2 separate regions of the Homo sapiens genome follow, and region 2 is linked to region 1. A link is a loop called in an ENCODE intact Hi-C map of the cell type or tissue named here. Cell type or tissue: mammary epithelial cell. All regions are shown on one strand. Each heading gives the region's core, and the rest is flanking DNA. Links, peaks and the distances in the headings are about the cores only. Region 1 overlaps NALF1 (NALCN channel auxiliary factor 1). Region 2 overlaps ABHD13 (abhydrolase domain containing 13).

Region 1 (2,820 bases), core at 156-2,655:
ACACACACGTACAATTTAGGCAGATATTTTTAATGCTCTTAATACTTTTTACAGATAAAGTAACATAAAAATTCTCAGAAAATAAAATAAAAGAAAATAGGCAAGAGAACATAAACTTCTGACTAATTTGAAAAGCATTATTTCACTGGCCTTAGCACATCTCCTGTTCTTATGGAATTCAAAGGCAATGCAGGCTGAATCTAACCTATACTAGGTCACATGTAAGTATATCTAATGATTGCTAATATTTTGCCATCAGATTTCTTCTTTCACACAGTGAATAACTGTGGTCTCAGTTACAGATAGACCATGTGGTACAGAAGCTGAATCATTTCCAGACCTGTTGAGGGGAGCTTTCGGTGCTTCTATTAGTGAAAGTGCGGAAAACTACCAGCCGCATCTTCAAGGTTATATCAGTGAAAGGAAACAGCAAAGCAAACAAACATCACACAAGAAAGCAAAACCACCGGAGACTGGTGTACAGACTCCCACCCGGCACTGTACCTGTACAGATGAAACTGGAGAGGCCTCCGTAGATGACTTCATCATTGTCGGGCAATATAAATGGACACCTCGTCTGAACCTCCAAACAGTATTGCTTGCAAGGAATTGTCTTTCTGCAGTTAAACTGTGTGACTTCAAAATACTGGGAACAGAGCCAGGCTTTGTAGACAATCTGAAAAAAAGAGAAGAATGAAAAATATAGAGGCGTGACAACAGTTACAGTGATAGAGGCACTGTGAGAAGCGTGCAAGCGTGCTGTGGTTTCAAGTGGATCCTAAGAGAGCCCTCATTGTGAGAAAGCGTATTTACACAACGACAGCTGCAAGTGATAAAAACACAGCAACGAAAGTCTCCGCAATAAAAGCAAAACAGTATTTGATTGCATCCCTAATAGAATGTAAAAGGTATTTTGACCTTTAATTTTATGTGGCTTATTTGAAAATCAGTGGATTTAAGCAGGAAGTTAATTTTTCAAAATTCAGCGATATCTAAAGTAAAATAAATAATTGACTCTATTGCTCTTCTGTGCTGTAGTTACTTGCAACGTGGCTGATGAGCCAGTTCCCTCCACACGGAGTCCCACGTCTATGCCTCCATAGGACGCTAGATGGCGCGAAGCACTTTATAAAGATGGCCCAGCAGGGGTTGGGAAACTGCTGTTTAGATCTTGGACTTTGAGAGGCAGAGAACAGGCAGATATGGACATTTACATTCATGACTCACACCAAATGCATTAAAAATCTCACTGTCTGAAAGCCCAGAAACACCCGACATAGAGCAGACATCATATGCTGTGGTGTGGTTGGGAGTAGGAGGGAAGCCTCATCAGAGCCACAGCTTCAACCTTCTGGATGATGTGCAAGCCACATCAATGTTTGCTACGTATTTATGTAATTTCATCAAATGTGAAAGGACTGGGACTTCATTCATCTCTTTGTTTTGGTGGCTATTTGGGAAAACAAACATTGAAAAAATTGCCTTTTTCTGACACGAAGGAATAAGCTGATCTTAAATTCAAATACAACAATGGCAGATGTACCAATTTGCAGTACAGGTTACTGAAATTCAGTTATTCTCCAGGTCCTTGGCACTAATGGCTTTTACTTATCTATTTCTAGGGTTAATATTATCCAAGTAACATTTTGCCGGTTATATTTTACCTAGAAAAATGGAGGCGCAGCAGTTAAAGGTAGCCTAAGAGATTATAAATACCTAATAATAACAAGAATAATAGCTGGTATTTATCAACTTTATACTCTTTTCTAAGTAAGCTGTAAACTTTTTTTTCCATGTGATTCTCAGCATGCACTTTTGACCATAACTATTACTCACATTTTGAACAGGAATAATATTAAGTAATAGTACTATTAGGTAATGGAAATGGAAAATCCAGACTTCAAACCCATGTTCTGTAGGGCTCCAAAGACTGTGTTCCTAATAGTTATCCTATATTTAATCTGAAAACTACTTTTAAAGCACTTATGAAATCACAAGGGAGTTTGCAGATGAACCTAAAATCAGCATGGCCTTCCATGCCCCGGGTCAATATCTATTTGGTAGAAGGAGGATTGTATTTTTTTATTCATAACATTAGGTTGATCAAAATGACGCTTTATTCTGTGATCAAGGTGACTTGGTAGAGGTAAAATGAGATAAATATCAAAGTGAGATACACTTTTAAATGGCCAAAAGTAATTTTTCTTTGCCAGTCATCAATGGCTCACAATCACCATGTAACTTGTTAGTAAAACCTACAAATAATTAGAATTCTTATAGGTCTTTTGAATGAGTCTTCTCGTAACAGTGTACACTGAAAAACTGCACTAGAAGAAAACGTTACAATAGCCGAAGAAACCTCTAAGAATTCTTATGCCAACTGGGAAACGGAGGTGGGCTGTGGCTGTGTGCCCCAGGAGGACAGCAAGAGGCTGCCTCAGGGGGACAGGTGAAGGTGGAGGTGGTGCCGGCAGCAAGAGGCTGGAAGCACCAGCTTCAGAAGAAAAAGTGAAATGATTTCTTAACCAAACCATGGGGAAGTTGAAAACGTTTGTCAAAATGCCATAGACATTGACGTTTGTGTAATATGACATGATACGTAATATGACATGACATTTATTATGTAAACTAAGCTGTAGTATAGGAATGAGCCATGTATCCTCTGATTCCTGGGCTTAATAACCTTTCTCAGGTACTAGAGGAAGCAGGATAGGCTTATACCTGCAGTTCAAAAAATAACATTCCATTATGAGGACAGCTTGCTTTCCGCACATTTCTGGGATTCTAAAGTCTAGAGTTGCCTGTTTTTCTTTAAGGAGT
Region 2 (2,820 bases), core at 26-2,525, 1.0 Mb after region 1:
TGGGGTTATTCAGGAAACATCAAAAAAGCACCCCATACAATCGAAGTCAATTTTGCTGTAGATTTTAGTCAACATTTAAGTAAAATGAATTACTAGTATTACTACCCAAGGTATCGAAACCAAAAAAAAGTCCGTCCCCATTTAACAACTCTTATTTATGTTTACTATGTGATAGTAACTGGATAGAAAGAGATGAGTATATTGGCTTTGTGTGTTGATATTGGATTTTTCACTGATCTCTTTTGACGGGAGGGGGTTCGTGGATCAATACTTATTTGTATGCATGCTTAGGGAAATCACTCGTCTTTGACTAAAATATCAAATTTTATTTTACTGTGTAAGATTTCTTGATTGCCGATTTAGTGTTAATGTCATGATATCCTACCTAAGACATCAGCTGCTCAATTAAATAATCGTTAATAGAGGCCCACTATGCATCAGGCACTGCTGCGTACAGAAAATGTAGAGTTGAATAGGACGAGGTCTCTGTCATCGAGGAACTCACAGCCTGTGTAAGCAGGTTAATTACGCTGTAATAGTAACTTCTGCCACGTAAGTTTGCACAAACTACAGAATGTGGAATGGGTGGCAGGAGGGAATAGGGGTCCAAGGAAAGCTTTCTAGAGGATCTACTACCTGAGTTTGGTTTTAACAGAGAAAGAGTGCATTGCTCTGATTACTTCCTGTGTTCAGATACGGTACCTCTAGGGAATCATATCCATTATTTGATCTAGGACTAATAGGGCTTCTAGTTGTCCTTACTTTCACATACTCTGCTATAGTACATAATTAAGTAATTTAAATTTTGTCTCATAGAAGTAGCTGCACTTAACACACTATTACATTTTATCTCAACAGTAGTTCAATTTAATCTTTCATCCTCCTTTTACATACGAGGAAATATATATTTAGAGAGGCTAAGTGAGTTGGCAAAAGCTACCTATCTCTTAACAGACCATGACTCAAAACACTGTCTCCTTTCCATTGCACCACACTGCCTCCCACTGACAGTTAACTTGGAATGATTAAAGCAAGCCAGGTACCTACAGGTAGCCCTTGGCACACTGCCCTCTTCTTGGGCACATCAAAGACCTCTTGGCATGTGGATAAGAGGGTTTACTAACCAAATTGCCCTGGGCTAACAATATAACTTAGTGATAGGTGCAGGAAACTGTTGGATCTAACATTTTCCCATGATCTCTTCTCATAACTTATCTCAGGGGAATCTATTTCTGTTTCTCTGTTTAATGTATTACCCAGATTCTGAAATCTTTCTAATCCTTGTTTAGTTGCCCCAGGAAAGTCTTAAGACCTTTAAATAGCCTTTTTTCGTGTGGACTTAAAAGATGCTCTAGTTCTTCTAAGTAAGATATTTTTCCTCAAATGACAGATTTTGTAATACATTATTATATTTTATGTTTCTGTTTCACATGGTGTGAACTCCTACAACAGTATATTCTGCTGAAATCCCTTGCAAAGATGTAGTATTTCCAGTACAGGGACTACATGCATTTATGAGCTAGCCTGAGAATCTAGATACTTCTAGTAAGGCTTCTAGTTGTACTTACTTTCACATACTCAATGTTATATAACACTGGTTTTATACAAAACAAATATTCTAAGTTTCATCCATCTAGTTTATAGGTAAAGTTTTAGAACATTGCCCATTTATAAATTGGAAACTTTGTGAATTTCATTATCAGTCTAACATCACTACAGTTTTAGGCTAGTGGATTTGTTTTAAACATTTCAGATATTTATAATCTCAGAACAAATTGTGGTTGGCTTCCATAGTAACAATAATCTCTCATTTTACTTCTGCCAGAGTTGACTCTATTTGCCAAGATTTTCAAGCATGAAAAAGCTACTAAGTAGCTGCCTGGTATAATTTTTGAGCTATCTGCTCATACAGATTTAAATCCTAGTTAAAGATGCTGTCTGAACCATCCAGTTATTATCCAGCATCTCCATAGGCAGTTACTGTTCATTTGTCCCATAGGACTATTAATACACACTTTTTCATTATTGATGGCATGTGGGTAACCATTAGGGAAATAGATAATTCATTCTGTGGTGTCTCCAACACCTTGATAGCAGCTATTTGTGTTTCCATTTCAGCTGTGCAGCTGGCATGGTTTCTTAACTTCCCAATGCTTAACAGAAGAGGAGAGAGATTGATATAAGAATACTGAATCTGAGTTCCACATTACTTCACATGTGATTGGAAGCTGTGATTCACCCAGAGTAATTAATGAGCCCATGGGGTGTGGGGTCCTCATTCTCTGCTGGGATGTGGATGTCGGCATTGACACACGAACTCCCTTTCCACTTTTTACAGTCTTCACTTGAACCTGCACATTTTTTTTAAATGTATGAACAGTTTTTATTTTTAAACAAGCTGTTCCCAAAATTATCAATCTAGGATGGACTTAAAGATCTTTAAAGAAATAATAGTGCCTTTATGACTTAGGACTTTTTAATTGTATTTGAAATTGTTTAGCCTTTTGCCAAATTGTTTTTCGGAAATTCATTGTAATTCACTATGGGTAATGCACTTTTTTGTATTTTTAAAAGACCATTTGCTGGTGGCAGAATCCGTAACTCGATATACAATATGCAAAACAATGTACACTTTTTTTTTTTTTTGAGACATAGTCTCACTGTGTCACCCAGGTTGGAGTGCAGTGGCACGATCTCAGCTCCCTGCAACCTCGACTCCTGGGTTCAAGTGATTCTCATGCCTCAGTCTCCCTAGTAGCTGGGATTACAGGCACGCGCCACCATGCCCGGCTAATTTTTTGTAATTTTTAGTAGAGACGG

Evidence for each region. A loop is a pair of places that touch in the nucleus more often than their neighbours do. Peaks named below come from ENCODE experiments on the same cell type or tissue, not always from the same donor. Only the 100,000 strongest peaks of a DNase experiment are listed, where the experiment ranks them.
Region 2: a loop joins it to region 1, with 18 times the contacts of the local background. A loop is called at or near these places in 3 of 110 quality-filtered maps.

The regions. Positions count from the first base shown.
Region 1 is chr13:107,210,080-107,212,899 of GRCh38, forward strand. NALF1 (NALCN channel auxiliary factor 1) reads right to left here. Exons shown (of 3, transcript NM_001080396.3): 2 at 505-676. Among named protein-coding and RNA genes, the nearest start is that of SNORD31B, 110 kb to the right of the region's middle. In mammary epithelial cell, for the core only: a CTCF peak has its summit at 1,102 (motif pointing right); a DNase peak (open chromatin) is centred at 1,152.
Region 2 is chr13:108,219,211-108,222,030 of GRCh38, forward strand. All of the region lies in intron 1 of ABHD13 (abhydrolase domain containing 13), which reads left to right. Among named protein-coding and RNA genes, the nearest start is that of ABHD13, 2.2 kb to the left of the region's middle. In mammary epithelial cell, for the core only: a CTCF peak has its summit at 999; a DNase peak (open chromatin) is centred at 1,051; H3K4me3 peaks cover 723 bases; H3K27ac peaks cover 239 bases.